Linked DNA regions of Homo sapiens: region 2 is linked to region 1. Evidence: read pairs that join two places in POLR2A ChIA-PET (ENCODE). Cell type or tissue: PC-3. All regions are shown on one strand.

Region 1 (8,000 bases):
CATCAGAGCAATAAAAGGTGAATTGGTCCTCTTGTGGCTCTACTCCCTTGTGAATACTCTGTACATAATTGATATGCCTCACTTGGATATCTCTGAGGGAGAAAGCACTGATAGGGCTACCAGACTGGGACATTTTTGAACCAGGAGCTGATGCAATCTTTTCCAGGTAGCCAGAGGCTGGCTGACTAGTCACTGTGCAGAGGAGTTCATCTTGATGAGTGTCCACATCTTCAACATGGAGATGTTGTAAGGTCAAGGAGTTCTTCTCACCTTCATAGACAATGAAGGACTCCCCGACGAAGACCTTGGGTCCCACATTGTCCACAGGCAGCACAGTTACTTGTACCTGTACTTTCTCTATTATGCTATTCCCCACTACCCATTGGTAAGAATCTTTGGAGAGGATGAGGCTGAAGGCATCGTGCTGCTTTTGAAAACCAACTTCACCTGCAGTGTGGGCATAGGCTACTCTCCCATTGATGAGATCCTCTTGGGTGAATCGTTCTGTGGGCAAACCATTTACCAGAATAGTGCCCAGTTTGGGGCTGTCCTTTACAATGAAAGACAGCATCAAGTCACCTACATCCTTCCTTTTGCCATGGATGACACCCATGGTAATTTCAGTGGCTTTATTCTCTAGTACGTCTATAGAAACATCCAATAATGAACTACTTCTGAGAGAGATCCTAGGACTTCTGTTAGCCACATTGGGATGCACAGAAATTGGGATGGTGATGGGTATATGGTGCACCCCATCACTTACTTCCAGATGGAAAGTGTCACTGGTAGTCGTCTGGTCTCTGCCATGCTGGTAAGAGACACTCCCGTTAATAACATCAGCTTGCATGAAAGATTCCCCTGGGACCATACATCTTTTAAAGTACTGCAAGTGTCCATGTTGGGGACCCCGGACTAATATGAAGACAATTTGGTCAATGTCTGTGTCTGGGTCTGTAACATGCAGCTCATTACTGCTGAGGTTAAAGCTGCCTCCCTCTAAGATAGCAAAGCCTCTGTTGGTGACTTCTGGGGGCTGGTTGTCCACAGGTTGCAGGAATAATGTGAATGTGCCTGGCACGCTATTGCCTGCAGCATCTTCCACCTGGTAAGTAAACTGCACAACCCGTGGTGCAATACCCAATTTCTGTGGAGGCTGGTAGGCAACTTTATGCTGATTTACCTGGGCTTGGGTAAAGTGCATGATGAGTGTGTCTGGTGAATCAGTGAGCACAATTTCTCCAGCCCGGACTTGGTGGTTGCCATCTGTGTCAGTCGGGAGTGTCAGTAGGGTGTACCATAGGTTCTGGTCATCAGAGTCCTGGTCAATGTATCGGAGGAAATTCTTCTGGAAGTGAGTGAGTTGGTATTCTTGTACAGTCATTTCTAGTGTAGTTCCTGGATACAGCTGTGGACTCAGTATATCCACTGGTTGGACCTTGATGGTGAAAATGTGCTGTTTGGAGAGATTGGGTGGGTCATGGTCATCCTGCACATGGAAAGCCAGCTGGACCATTACAGATTGAGGGCTGTGTGGTCCAAGATGGCGGTAGAAGAGTCTCCCTTCCATTATGTCTCTCTGTAGCCACTCAGTCACCACTTTCTCATAAAGCCCTTCCTTTTCCATGTAGTGCCAGTCTTCATCTTCAGTTGAGAGAGGTAGTTCAGCCTGCTGCAGCAACAGGTCCCCCAGGTAGTGGCCTGAGTGGGAGGAACCAGGGGCCAACTCCCACTGAGGCTCTTCCTCATTTCCTTTTAGGGGCTGGTTCTCCAGCACAAAGTGGATGGTTGAGTCCTCAGAGTCAATATCAGTAGCACTCAGTACAAAGGGAGAGATCTGGACCACCTGCCCTTCAGTGAGTGAGAGTCCTGTGTTAGTATTGACCATTGGTGGTTCATCATCCACAGGTAGGATGGTGAGGGGAAAGAGGAAGTCCACTTGGTGGTGCCCGTCCTCCATCCGGAAGATGATATTGTCACTGTAGGTGTTGCTGCCATCATGCTGATACACCACTCGCCCTGCTGCCAGGTCCGCTGGTGTGAAATACTTGCACCCAGCAGGTGCCCCAAACACCACCAGCTGCCCATGTCTCAAGCCCCTGACTGCAGCCATTTTCACCTCTTCCAGGTTATCTTTATCACTGATAGGAATGCTGTGGGTGCTGGACAAGGGCCTTGACTGACCTTCAAAAAGCACAAGTCCCCTGTTATGGCTAGCCACTGGGACCAGAGTATTCATGGATTTCACTGTCACCATGAAGGCAAAGGGGTCTGAGGCGGCGCCGTCTCCGTCCACCACCTCCAGCTCCAGCTGAAAGAGGCGCTCCCCATGGGAGTTCTCTGCAGGGGGCTGATAGGCAATCTTCAGCTCCCTCAGCTCCTGCTGGGTGAAGAAGGAGACTGGAAGCCCTAGAGGGTCGTCGGTGCTGACCACGTAGCCCTGTTGCCCCGGGTGCCCTGGTGGGTGAGTGGGGGCGTTCAGAATGTTGAACACCAGGTCACCAGGGTCTGACTCGACGTCCTCCGCGGCCAGTGCGTCAGGCGTCAGGGCTGTCAGCACCAGTGGATCCACCTCCATCATCATCGTGGCCATGAAGCTGGGCCTGGGCGGTGTGTTCTCGGCTCCGCCGCGGATCCTCACGAGCAGCTGGAAGTGCTCGCGGACCAGCACACCCGCGGACCCAGCGTCTTGGCCCTCAGGCCCCAGCAGCTCCACCATCATGGGCACGTAGTCACGGTTGGGCGAGGAGGTGGCTGTGTGCTGATAGCGCACCCCAGCACGGAGGAAAGCCTCACAGTCTACGCCCTTGCCCCTGGGGAGAGGGGCCCCCACCGCGTCCACCAAGCGCCCGTACTTGGGCAGGGGGCCGTCCTCGTGAGGAAGTGGGGTAAGCCGGCACCTGCGGGTGGCCGTGGCTCCAGACTTCAGGGAGGCGAAGTCCAGCACTCTCCTGTCTATGGCGCGGCTCCAGCTTCGCAGCTTCTCCACTACCAAAGGCCTGTTACGCGTCACCAGCTCCAGCTGGGAGAAGACCAAGTCCACCGCCAGCGTGAAGGGCAGCACCAGAGTGTGAGTCGGGGCGTCGTAGCGCAGCTGCAGCAGCACCCGGGCGCGTCCGGGGCTGTGGGAGCCGAAGTGAGTGTACTGGACTTGGCGGGGCCCGAAGGTGCAGGGGAAGCGGCGCGGGGAGAGCGCGCCCTTGAGCCGCGGCAGGGCGTCCAGTACCGTGACTTCGCACCGGTCCCCCGGCTGCACTCCAATCACCAGATCCCGGAGCGGGTCGAGCCAAAGGGAACGACCCAGGGGCACCCGGAGTCCAGGGTTGGCAATCAGCACGCTGGGGCCGTCGGGGCGAGTGCCGTCAAGCGCACCCCGGGCGGGCAGGTAAAGCGCCGGGTCGGGCTCGGTCCCAAGTGAGGATGCCCGTCCCTGCAGCGCGGGGCGACTCAAGAGCAGGCAGGCGAGCGCCACAAGGAGCTGCCGGGGCGTCCCAGTCGGGTGCCGAGAAGCCCCCGCCATGGCCACGGATGGCTCCTGGCGTTGGGATTCCCGGGGTGGGGTGCCCTGTGCAAAGAGGGATCTGCTGAGCGGCAGGTGCAGGCAGTGGAAGCAGTAGCTGCTGTCCAGTCGGTAGCCGACTTGCGGATCCAGCAAGAGCCAGCGGCTGCGCTTCGGCTGCTGCAGGTAACGGCAGCGGGGGAAGGGGCTCTGCCCACTTCCTGCTCAGCCCCGGTCGCAAGTCTCTCTCTGCTGGCTTCTGGGGACCCCAGATACGCGCCCAGCGCGGCGAGACTTAGCGAGGGTGCAGCGCTGTCCCCTCCGCTCCTGGGCGCTTCACCCAGCCTACCTTACACACCTTCTCGCCGGGAGCCGTGGCCGCCGCACTGCTGCCCGCGCTGCCAGACTCCGACCAGCTGTCTGGATACTCTCTTCCCCAGGTGCCACAAAGGGATTGTCCCTCAGGGTTGGGAGAGAGACGGTGACTGTACTCGGGTCAGTCCTGCGTCTGTGAGATTGAGCTCCTGTTGTCCATTCATCCAGGGATTGGTGTTTCTGAAAAGGGGGAGAGACACCATTCCTCTTCCTTACCGCTGACAGGAGTGTATCTTCTAGCCAAAAACTGAGTCTCACTTCGGACATAAAAGAAGCTGGTGGGAGCTATTTTGCAAATAGGATTTTCTAGCTGTCTGTCTGATGAAGCAGCTTATTCAGGATCTTGTAATTCGGTGCTTCCAAACAACCCTGACGTTTTTCTTCTGCTCAGGTTTTGAAAAAGAAAATCAGCACCCAAACTTACTTGAACAGCTTGTAATCTGGGTTTTTTTTTTTTTTTTTTTTTTTGTCATTGGGTCTCACATAACAAAATCAGGTGTGCGGCTCGGCTTCCTTTCGTTTTCTTAGAATGTGGTTTCCATATCTGATCAACAATGACTTGCCTGTTAGTTTATTAGACATGCTGTTTTCTAATTACTTTCTTCGTAGACAGTAGCCAGAGGGGAGGATGTCAAAGGAAACAGTAGCAGAATACTTGGATCAATTTCTGTGGCTCAATCATTTAACACCTGGAATCAGTCTCTTCATGGCTTTCAGATGAAGGTGACTATGGATGTAGTGTTAGGTACTTAACAGAATCCTATTAATTTTTTAAGTTTTAAAATAGCCAATTTAGTTACAGTGCAGAGTAATCTTTTTCTATAAATAAAGTAGTAGTAATAGTAACGTGCTTCCTTATAAAATTAATGTGAATGTGAGAGACTTTTTGATGACAGTAAAAATAGATGTCTACAAACTATATTGATAGAAATGGCTTCAAGGGGGAATAGAAATCTTTAAATGTTATCCCCATGTTATTCTTTTAGTTTTTTACCGTGTTACAAATGCCTGTTTTATTCACAGCAGCAACGGCATCAGCTGATTTTCAGGGCAAGAATAATCTGCTAGTGACTTGAAAGATTTAATTTTCTCTCTAAACATTTAATTTAATCATCCAGTGAAATGCTATGGGTCTATACAATTCACTTTAGTTGAATGTTAGTGTGCCCCATTAGCACACAGATTTGTTCATATAACAGAATTTTGAGATAATAAGTTTGAATCAATATGTGTTTAGCCTAATGATACAGTATTAGTTCAGTGTATCTGGAAAAATATTATTTAAAAATATATTTCTAATTGAAACACAGGTAAAGTTTCATTGTAAATGAGTCATTATATTATATTTTATAAAGCTGCTGCCTTGTCCAAAGGATGGGTTTTTAATGGTAGAACTTTTATTAGTTTGCATATATTAAAGTTACCAAATGAATATTCCTATAGGAGTGCAGTTTTGGTTCTTTTTCAAGCACACTCACTCACTTTGGGACAAGTACCTTTTTTTCTATGCTATTTTCACTGGAAGTAGAGATGGATGTGGGCAGCTGAGATAACAGAAAGCTGAACTACTATGTTTATATTTTTGTCCTCTGACCCTCCCTCTTCAGCATATATTCCCTTCACCTCTTTTTCACCATTAAATGTCTTAAAAGAGTTTTTTATTTCATTACTGTCTCCATTTCTTCACCTCTCACTCATTGTCTCTTTAGGGCACTCCCAGTCTGGTTTCCACCTTAGACACACCAAAAAAACTTTCACTAAGGTCATTAGTAACTTCCATCTGGCAAACTCCTATAACTATCTCTCATATTGTTAATGTTGCCACACCTTTCTGGTTTCTTTTCTACCTCCCAGTCTAAGTCTCATTTCTTCAGGAAGCATTTTTCAAATGCTCTTCAAACCATGTTGCAAAATCTCTGTAGTTATCTATTCATGTACAGGTCGATTAGTGTCTGTCTTCCCTGTTTGGCTTTAAGCTACAGGAGAGCAGGGAGTATGTAATGTTCACCATTGATACTTAGTGCTTATGCCAAGGACTGGCACATAGCAGGTATGTAATAAGTATTTGTTGATTGATTGATTGATTGAATGAATGAATAAATAGAAAAATGAAAGGGAATCAGAAGTAGTGATCGACATACTTTGCAGTTTAGGTGTCAGGCAGGAGAAACCAGTGCAAGCGTAGGATGACTTCTTTCGTCTTTCCTCAGAATATGCCAGTTCATTAGAGGTCAGTGGAAGCTCTGTTTAGAAAATTCAAATTTGATTTCTAGCCAAATATTTATATTACCCAAATTTTCTTTTCACAGGGTAATTTCACTATCCATATTGTACTTCATTCTCTCATTAATCCAAATTTATTCTTTAAACCTGAGCTGCATCAAGTCTGTCATTAAGTGGGAAGGATGCCCAAGGTTTTCATAAGCCCTACATTATGGGATCATTGTGAAAAACCCCTGAAAGCTGGTTATGTGTCATATTTCTAATTTATATATAGTAACAGATCCCACTTCATACAGCTATCATAAGAATTAAACAGATTACTACACATAAAATGCTTTGAATAGTGCCTGGCACACAGTAAGCACTCAATAAATGTAAGTAATTATTATAATTATAGATAAGAAACTGAGACTTACAGGAGTTAAGTAGAAAAATTTTACCTTGCGAGTTAATTCCACTATAACTAAAAGTATGTCCTGTAGGGAAGGACTTCTTAATACCCCCATCACTTCAGGACAACTTTCCGTCATGCTACACTTCATAAATAACTGGCTCTGCCCTGAGGTACATAGAATAAATGGCATTAAATAGGTCATAGAAGGGAGACTATGTGTCCAAATATCCTGAGTGTGCTTTGGCAGAGAGAGAGTCCATTTTTAGAAAAGTCACATCCAGCTTTCAGAAGTTACTGGGAACAAGCAGGAAAAGTTCTCACCTCATGAACCAGGAAGCGCTAGAACAGCAGTCCGCATTCCCCCAAACTAATGGAGCCAAGACCAGCTATCTAACCTTTTCTTTGTGGAAGTTATTTTTTCTCTACCAGCTGGAGAAACAAAAGATCTTAAACCCCACATGTCACACCATGAATGCCTTGAATCAGGTTGCCTGCAAATGTTTAGCATTGATGTACTTCAGTAAAGCCTAGAGGCTTTGCTCTAATTGGGTCACCAGTGGGCTCTTAGAAGAACATGCTCCAGGGAGACTACAAGTAAAACAAAACAAAACAAAACATGGAAAACAAAACATTAAAATGGCATCCAAACCATTTGTAACCTGTGGGGACTGCAGCTTCAAGAGAAGTTAACTAAACTAAGTCACACAGCCTGTCAGTGGCCAAGCCACCTTTGCTTCCATTACATATGGACTCCGTGGGGCGCCTGCATTTTCTGTGAGTCTCTCCCAACCTGAAGAATGCAGTAGCTGCAGCTCCACCTCAATAACTACATCTCAGGGCCATGTCTTTCTTTGCATAAATCTGGGCTAGGTTCTCCATGCCCTCCGGGATGGGCACCATTATTCTCTGTGCCTCTACACATGATAGGATGTTGGTAAAGGCAGGCTCCATACAGTGGAGCAAGGAGAAGATCATCATACCCAATGGGAATAACCAGTTAGCATATGTCAACAAGTGATGCTGCATTCATTAACTTTTAAAACATTCCCAACAAACTACTAGTCATCCTATTTCGCTTGCCTTCAGAAAGGTGGTTGAAAGTCAAGGTACAGGCTGGGCACGGTGGCTCATGCCTGTAATCCCAGCACTTTGAGAGGCTGAGGCAGGTGGATCACGAGGTCAGGAGATCGAGACCATCCTGGCTAAAATGGTGAAACCCCGTCTCTACTAAAAATACAAAAATTAGCCGGGCGTGGTGGCGGGCGCCTGTAGTCCCAGCTACTTGGGAGGCTGAGGCAGGAGAATGGCGTGAACCCCGGAGGCGGAGCTTGCAGTGAGCCGAGATTGTGCCACTGCACTCCAGCCTGGGCGACAGAGTGAGACTCCATCGCAAAAAATATATAAATAAATAAATGAATAAATAAATAAATAAAAAAGAAAGTCAAGTCCATTGGTAACGTCAGAGCCATTTGAGAACTGAGTGGTGTGAAAAAAGAGGGAAGAGGGAAATGA
Region 2 (8,000 bases), 270 kb after region 1:
TATTCTAGAAAGGGCAAAACAATGTTGGATTTGGACAAGACTTTGTGGAACTTAGGATGATTGAAATCTGTCTAGCATCTCAGGTGTCCTCTTCAATTTTGGCAGAGGCAGAGTTGGAAATGGGGAGAGGACTCTGGCTCAAGGTGGAGAGGGGCTTCCACAAATTGGCAAATGTCACTCTACATAGTTTTGAAAACAGAAAATGACCTTGCTTTATAAAATTCTGTGGTTTGATGTTCTGTTGCTTTGTGAAATGCTTTTTAGAATATATATTAGATACCTATATATCATTATATATTATATGGTAGGAAGAGGGGCAGAAAAAGAATTGCTTTCTTATCACTAACTCTCTAACAAAATATTTCCTTTCTTACTTCACCTGAAATTGGGTGCTTAAGGGAGGGGATGGGAAGATGAGGCAGCTGGGAAAGTTCAGGCTGGGTGACAAGAAGAGTAGGAAGAAGACAGATGGTGTTTTTCAGAATAGATGGCCTCTGATCAGAAGTAGAGGCATCATATTGACATTGCCAAAAAGATGGGCTCTCAAGCTCTCTCCTACTGTAGTTTTAAAAATTAAATATTCTTGTCTTATACAAATTAGAACATGTCCTAAAAATATGTTGGGTGCTCAGGTGCTGTACTCATAATGCTCACTACTTAGCAACCTATCTGACACTTTATACCTTACTTGAAGGCCCCAATTACATGCTGATAGAAGTTGCCTTTGATTTTGCTGCAATTTTGTGTATTTCTTATTTTAATGGAATACTTCATATGTATGTTTTACTTCAAGAAGGAGGTAGGATGGTTGTCTCCAGAGGGTAGGGTGTGGGGGAGGGAGGGAATGGGGAGCTGTTGATCAAAGGGTACAAAGTTTCACATAAAAGGAAGAATAGGTTTTTGAGATCTATTGCACAGCAGGGTGACTATAGCCAATAATAATGTATTTATGTCTCAAAATAACTAAGAACAAATTTGAAATATCTTACCATAAAAAATAATGGGTAATCAAGGGGATGAATATATTAATTAGTTTGGTTTAATCATTCCACATTGTATTCATGTAGCAAAACATCACATTGTATCCCATAAATGTATATAATTGCAATTTGTCAATCAAAAATAATATTAATAATTTAAAATTTTTATTTCTTTGTCTTGACTTTATCCTTCTAAGTAGGAATTGTACATATGTCATAGCTAATATTATTTTTTCTTAGTCTTAAAAATACATCTACAGTTTCTCTGTTAAGTGTGATGTTTGTTATAAAGTTTTGGTAGTTAGCCTTTAACAATTTCTTTTTTCATAATTAGCCTTTTCATTTTTGTCCACTTTTTCTCAGGCCAATTCTGGTAATTTATATTGACAATTTATTATTATATGTATAATCATGTAACATATGTTATATATGACAACTTAGAACTTCATATAAAACCAGTTATGTAACTTGTTTCAAATTCATGGTGTTCTTTTATGGATGAGGATATTTTGACTCTCACACACCCAAATACTGCTATATATCCTAGTTGCCTGTTTCTTTTAGGACACCGCTGCTAGTGGTATACAGAACTTTCGCTCTTTTGTGTTAGAGAATTATTCACTTATTAATACATTTTGTATATTTTTTGTTTTTATATTTTTCTTATTTCGATAGCTTTTTGGGTACAAGTGGTTTTTGGTTACGTGGATGAAATACATAGTGGTGAATTGTGAAATTTTAGTGCACTCCTCACCCGAGTTGTGTACATTGTACCCAATGTGTAGTTTTTTGTCCCTCACCCCTCTTCCACCCTCCCGCTTCTGAGTCTCCAAAGTCCATTATATAACTCTATTTGCCTTTGTGTACTTCATAGCTTTGCTTCCACTTCTAAGTGAGAACATACAGTGTTTGGTTTTTCATTCCTGAGTTACTTCACCTAGAACAATGGCCTCCAGCTCCATCCAAGTTGCTGCAGAAGACATTTCATTCCTTTTATGGCTGAGTAGTATTCCATGGTGCGTATATACCACATTTTCTTTATCCACTCATTGGTTGATGGACACTTACATTGGTTCTATATCTTTGCAATTGTGAATTGGGTTGCAATAGACATATGTGTTCATGTGTCTTTTTCATATCATGATTTCTTTTCCTTTGGGTAGATACCCTGTAGTGAGATTTCTGGATCAAACGGTTAGATCTACTTTTAGTTTCTTAAGGAATCTCCATACCGTTTTCCATAGATGTTGTGCTAATTTACATTCCCACCAGCAGTGTATAAACATTCCACTTTCACCAGATCCAGGTCAACATCTATTGTTTTCTGACTTTTTAATTATGGCCATTCTTGCAAGGAGTAAGGTGGTATCTTTTCCTTTGGGTAGATGCCCAGTAGTAGAACTGCTGCATTGAAGGATAGATCTACTTTTAGTTTCTTAAGAAATCTCCATACTGTTTTCCATAGAGGTTGTAATTCTTCTTTTCTGATTTGGATGCCCTTTATTTCTCTGGACTGATGGCTCTGACCAGGAATTCCAGTCCTATGTTGAATAGAAGGGGTGAAAGTGGGCATCCTGGGCTTGTTTCAGTTCTCAGGGGAAACACTTTCAACTTTTCCCCATTTAGTATGATGTTGCCTGTGGGTTTGTCATATATGGCTTTTATTAACTTGAGGTAAGTACCTTCTATGCCTAGTTTGTTGAGAGTTTTTAATCATAAAGCGATGCTAAATTTTATCAAGTGCTTTTTCTGCATCTATTGAGATGATCATATGGTTTTGTTTTTAATTCTGGTTATGTAGTGTATCACATTTATTGATTTGCATACATTAGACCATCCCTGCATCCCTGAGGTGAAACCCGCTTGATCGTGGTGTATTATCTTTTTGATGTGCTGCTGTATTTGGTTAGCAAATACTTTGTTGAGGATTTTTGCATCTATGTTCACTGGGGATATTGGTCTGTAGTTTTCTTTTTTTGTTATGTCCTTTCCTGGTTTGGCGATTAGGGTGATACTGGCTTCATTCTCTTATTTCTATGTGACTGGTATGCAGAGATAAGGGTTTCACCATTTGTACGAATATGCAGTTTTAATGTGAAATATGTTTTTTAGCTATTTGATACTTTTTCTTTCTTAATAAATTGAATGAGTATACACACACCTATTCTGATGCTGTGTGCATTTAAAACCTCATGTACTTTGTCACTCTAGCTTTATATTGCAGACTCCCTTACTGTATTGTCTGGACTTACTTCTGCCCACCACATTGCTTACTCTGTAGGCTCCAGGGGTGAATGCCAGGGATGAGGTAAAATTTTGGTTATATATATGACTGACTTTTTACAAAGATGAAATTAAAATTATTTCTTTAGGGCCATGTAATGTCACCCAAATCATGTTGGTCAAAGAGTACAAACTTTCACTTACAAGATGAGTAAGTTCTGGGAATCTAATATGCAGCATGATGACAATAGTTAATAATACTGTACAGATGTTCCTTGACTTACAATGGAGTTATGTTCCAACAGACTCAACGTAAGCTGAAAATATTGTAACTCAGGGGTGTCCCATCTTTTGGCTTCCCTGGGCCACGCTGGAAGGATTGTCTTGGGTCACACATAAAATACACTAGCACTAACGAAAGCTGATGAGCTAAGAAAAATCACACAAAAGAATCTCATAATGTTTTAAGAAAATTTACAAATTTGTGTTGGGCCTCATTCAAAGCCATACTGGGCTGCATGTTGCCCATGGGCCATGGTTTTGACAAGCTTGTTGTAACTTACAAATGTATTTAATACGCCTAGGCTACAGAATATCATAGGTTAGCCTAGCCTACTTTAAATAAGCTCAGAACGCTTATATTGGCGTACTTGGGCAAAATCACCTAACACAAAGCCTATTTAGTAATAAAGTGCTGAATATCTCATGTAATTTATTGAATACTGTACTGAAAGTGAAAAACAGAATGGTTATATGAGTACTTAAAATGCAGTTTCTACTGACTGACTTTTACACAATCTTAAAATTGAAAAATTTTAAGTAGAGAACTCTCTGTATTGTATCCTTGAAATCTGCTAAAAGAGCAGGCCTTAAAAGTTCTCACTACACGCCCAGGTAACTATGTGAAGTGATGGAGGTGTTGACTAACTTGATATCACTTCACAATATTTACGTATATCAAAGCATTGTAACTCAATTGCAGATTCAGTCACTCGATGCTTGCCGAGTCCAGTTTACAAGAGTGAGGTCTGATATAAAGAAAGTGACTTTTTAATCCAAAGCTTAGCTTGTGGAAAGAAGTCCAGGCTCTTGCCTTTAAAGGCACTGCTTCACTTTTGGGGCAGAAAGCCAGAGCTTTTAAAGGGGAACTTGGCATGAATGACAGGCAGGGAAGGAGCAGTTGGGGGTCTAGGTGACTTGGTTTGTTGCCTTATCTACCCAGTGGTTGAGCTAGTGCTAGACTGTAAGGTGGCTGTGGTCTGGAGATACTCTCCAGATGGGATAGAGTTTCCTGTGGGCAAACTTTAGGTTGTAAATTGACTCTTGTCTCTAGAGGCAATCTTCTGGTGGGAGAGATTTCTGGCTCTGGGGCTTCTAGGTATGCACACAGTTAGATGAGCTTGTCCTGTAGGGAGTGTCTGGTGAAGGGAAGGTAGAGGTTCTAATTGCATTTCTAAAGAGTTAAGTAGGAAGTGGGGAACGGGGCAGAGGAAGAAAGAGAAAAAAACAAAAAAAAAATTTAAAAAATAACTCGTTCTCTTTCTCTTAGGGAAATGGCAGTTCTGGGTTACAGCATCCCATTGTACACAAAACTTGTCTAACCCACGGCCCATGAGCTGCATGAAGCCCAGGAAGGCTTTGACTGTGGCTCAACACATTCAAAGAAAGTTTGTAAACTTTCTTTAAACATTATGAGATTATTTTGCAGTTTTTGTTTTAAGCTCATCAGCTGTCATTAGTGTTAGTGTATTTTATGTGTGGTCCAAAACAGTTCTTCCTGTGTGGCCCAGGGAAGCCAGAAGATTGGACACCCTTGTTGTACACCTTAAATACAGAGTTTTGTGTTTCAATTTTCCCTCAGTTAAGCTGGGAAAAAAATGGCCATACCCAAAAATTACACATAAAATAGTTGGGTCAAATTTCTATTTTAATCTTGAATATCTTTCTTTTACAATAAACTTCTCTCACATGATTTTTTAATAGTTTCAGAGTGTTTCATTTTATGGATATTTCAGAACTCAATAAGTTTCTATTTATTTATTTGGACACTGTGGTAGCGTCTAATTTTTGCTAAATCTTGGTGCACATTCTTAAATTTCAAAGCTGGACTTACTGAGTCTAGTGGGTCTTAAGACATATTGTTATCTGCCTCTCAAGAAGGTTTTGACTCACTTCAAATGAAGTCAAACATCTTCACCATGTATTTAACATTCAAATATTTTGTATGTGTGATTGTTCTCTTAGCTTATTTTTTGAGTTTTCACTGAGTTAGAACAATTCCTTGGTTTACTATAAAAAGAGAAAAAATTCATTATGAGCCAAATGGATTTTGAGAAATACATTCTGAGTTTTCTCTTTACAGAGGTTTTTGTTTTGTTTTTGCCTAGAGCATAGGGTTAACTGGACTAATTTACACTTTTCCATTAGCTTTATCTTATTCAGGATAATATGAGCCAGTTTTCTTAACCCTAACAGGGCATATTTCTGTTTTTTCTTAACTCGTTCTTTTTCTAGTGTATTGCTAAGTTTTCCAATTTAGTTCTTGCCTTAAAAATGACGTTGTCTAACATTATACTTGTAAAATACTGGAAAAAGTTTTTGTCATTCTTGCTGCAGGCAGTCAACAACTCAAGGTAACCCCTAGGTTAGCTGGAAATACATCTTGATTGGTACAGACTCCGGTTTCTAAGTGAATAAGCCGAGAACACACTGAGTGCCTGACGATGTGACATGCTATCATGTCACATGAAACTATCAGAACTTGCTGGGGTTCCAGATTCTGCACTAGAAATTCCTCCCAGTCGAGGGCTTTTTTTCCCTCCTGTGAAAAATAAACCAGAAGAAAGGAGAAGATGTATTTTTGTAATTTAGTTTCATGATTTTAAGGACCAAATCTCAGCTTTATTTCTCTAGAATAGGAAATAGAGATATCGTTGTCATCTTATGTTTTTTCTCACTTGATCTGATCTATGATCTGTTGAAACTTGATCATCTGTTCTTGCAAGTGAGGTTTTGTTGCTACATTTCTGAACTTCAAAATTAGAAAAATAATATCCTGAAGCTTCTAATACTTACAGTTGAGCTGACTTTATATTCTGTTTACACCTACCATTTTACATAAATCTTTATGCCTTTTATTTAGAAGACAACATAAAAATTAAAAGAGAAAAAATATCCCCCATATTCATAATACCTCTCTATGGACTATTCTTTTGTGGGATAAGGTAGGTGGGAGAATGGAAGAGTAGCAGACCCATTAGAATACAAAACATGTAAGTAACTATTATTTTTAAATTGGGGCCACTTGGACACCAAGATATTATTGCCTTTTTAAGAGATGTGTGTTCTAGAGAACTGATTTCCTTAAATCATTTCTGTTTCCAAGTTTCTACTCACAAATGTACTAGTGTCCTAAAGGGCATGAAGGAGATATATATATATATGTATGTAGAACAGTGATACACTAAATATGAATAGTAATATAGTAAATCACTGTTCTTCAAAATATGTATAAACAGAGATATAGTAAATCACTGTTCTTTTATAAACTGGGTCCCTATTCTATTTTTTATCCCCATAATAATATATTTTATAACTTCTGTTTAGAATATTGGCAGATAATAGAACTTGATTTTCTGATTTTCAATTTAAACACTTATCAATCAAATACATAAGTACTTGTACAGGGTAGAGAAAAGTTAATCCTTTATATTATCTACGTATCTCTGAAAGACAAGAAAGTTTCTGTACATTTACAGACTACAAATACAGAAGTTAAAGCAAATGCCTTCTAGCTGGCATAATATTAGGAAAAAAGCAGACTAAAGTATTATAAATTGGTAACAGAAGATATGTAAAGTAAAGACATGATCACCTAGATAGTATAAATCAATTTTCTATTCTTGTGCTGAAGCCTAGACCCCACATGGCAGCCTGATGTAATTCCATTACCATGCTTAATTACTTGGCACTTGTATAGCCTTTTTATTTTTGTGTTACTGTTATTCCTGGTAAATCATTCAGAAGAAATAAATTTTCTTGCCACTCAAAATTAACTAGTATGGTGCATTGCTGCCCCACCCCCCAAAAGATGAGTTGACAGCTACTGGGCATTAATCTAGCCATTTTTTGATAACAGAGTATCTCTTTGCACATAGTTATGAGAGTTATAAACATTCCAAATGTAATTATCTCAGTCCTTTACAACTTGGAAGTCTAATTAAAGAAAGTTTAAGATACTATAAATCTTAAGGAATTAGGTTTATAATGTGGAACCCAGTCAGAGTTTGGGATTACATTGGAAAGTGAGTATATTGAAAAGGATTGCAGAAACATTTCTCTCAGCCAGAATTTAATTGCTCAGAAAACTGAATTTCAGTAAAATAGATGAAAAGTGGTAGGCAGAGAGACTCAGACCTATGACTGCTGAAGAAAGAGCTAATTCCATATCCCTTTTTCTAGATGCCCTGGAATACACTTGTGTCAGTGACAAATGCTGCTTTGCTGTGCTACATCGAGTACAAGGTAGTGATAAGACATGACTGGGAAGCAGTTACCAGAGACAAGCGAGGATAGGGCTTTGACTGCATCCTCTGCTGGTGGCTTCTGTAGTTATGCATAAAATTTATTCTGACCTGTTTACTTTTATAGCCTGTCTTTACTTTGTTTCTTTTAATATTATGCATGTTTAGGCTATGCTTTTTCTTTAAATATGTGAGCAAATCTATTGGTGTAATGTACTCATTACCCTAAAACCTATATTATAATGGACCTGAAGACCATAAGGTAGAAGATCAG

What was found. Peaks named below come from ENCODE experiments on the same cell type or tissue, not always from the same donor. Only the 100,000 strongest peaks of a DNase experiment are listed, where the experiment ranks them.
Region 2: POLR2A ChIA-PET joins it to region 1 with 23 read pairs; 2 of 35 experiments call an interaction of 5 or more read pairs at or near these places.

The regions. Positions count from the first base shown.
Region 1 is chr4:143,697,159-143,705,158 of GRCh38, forward strand. FREM3 (FRAS1 related extracellular matrix 3) reads right to left here and starts at 3,517. Exons shown (of 8, transcript NM_001168235.2): 1 at 1-3,517. The coding sequence starts at 3,517. RefSeq lists an enhancer at 2,884-3,541. In PC-3, no CTCF peak of the experiment used is centred here; no DNase peak of the experiment used is centred here; H3K4me3 peaks cover 984 bases; H3K27me3 peaks cover 4,863 bases.
Region 2 is chr4:143,971,256-143,979,255 of GRCh38, forward strand. It overlaps LOC101927636 (a long non-coding RNA gene), which reads left to right. Exons shown (of 7, transcript NR_125886.1): 5 at 1,855-1,996. Among named protein-coding and RNA genes, the nearest start is that of GYPB, 44 kb to the right of the region's middle. In PC-3, no CTCF peak of the experiment used is centred here; no DNase peak of the experiment used is centred here.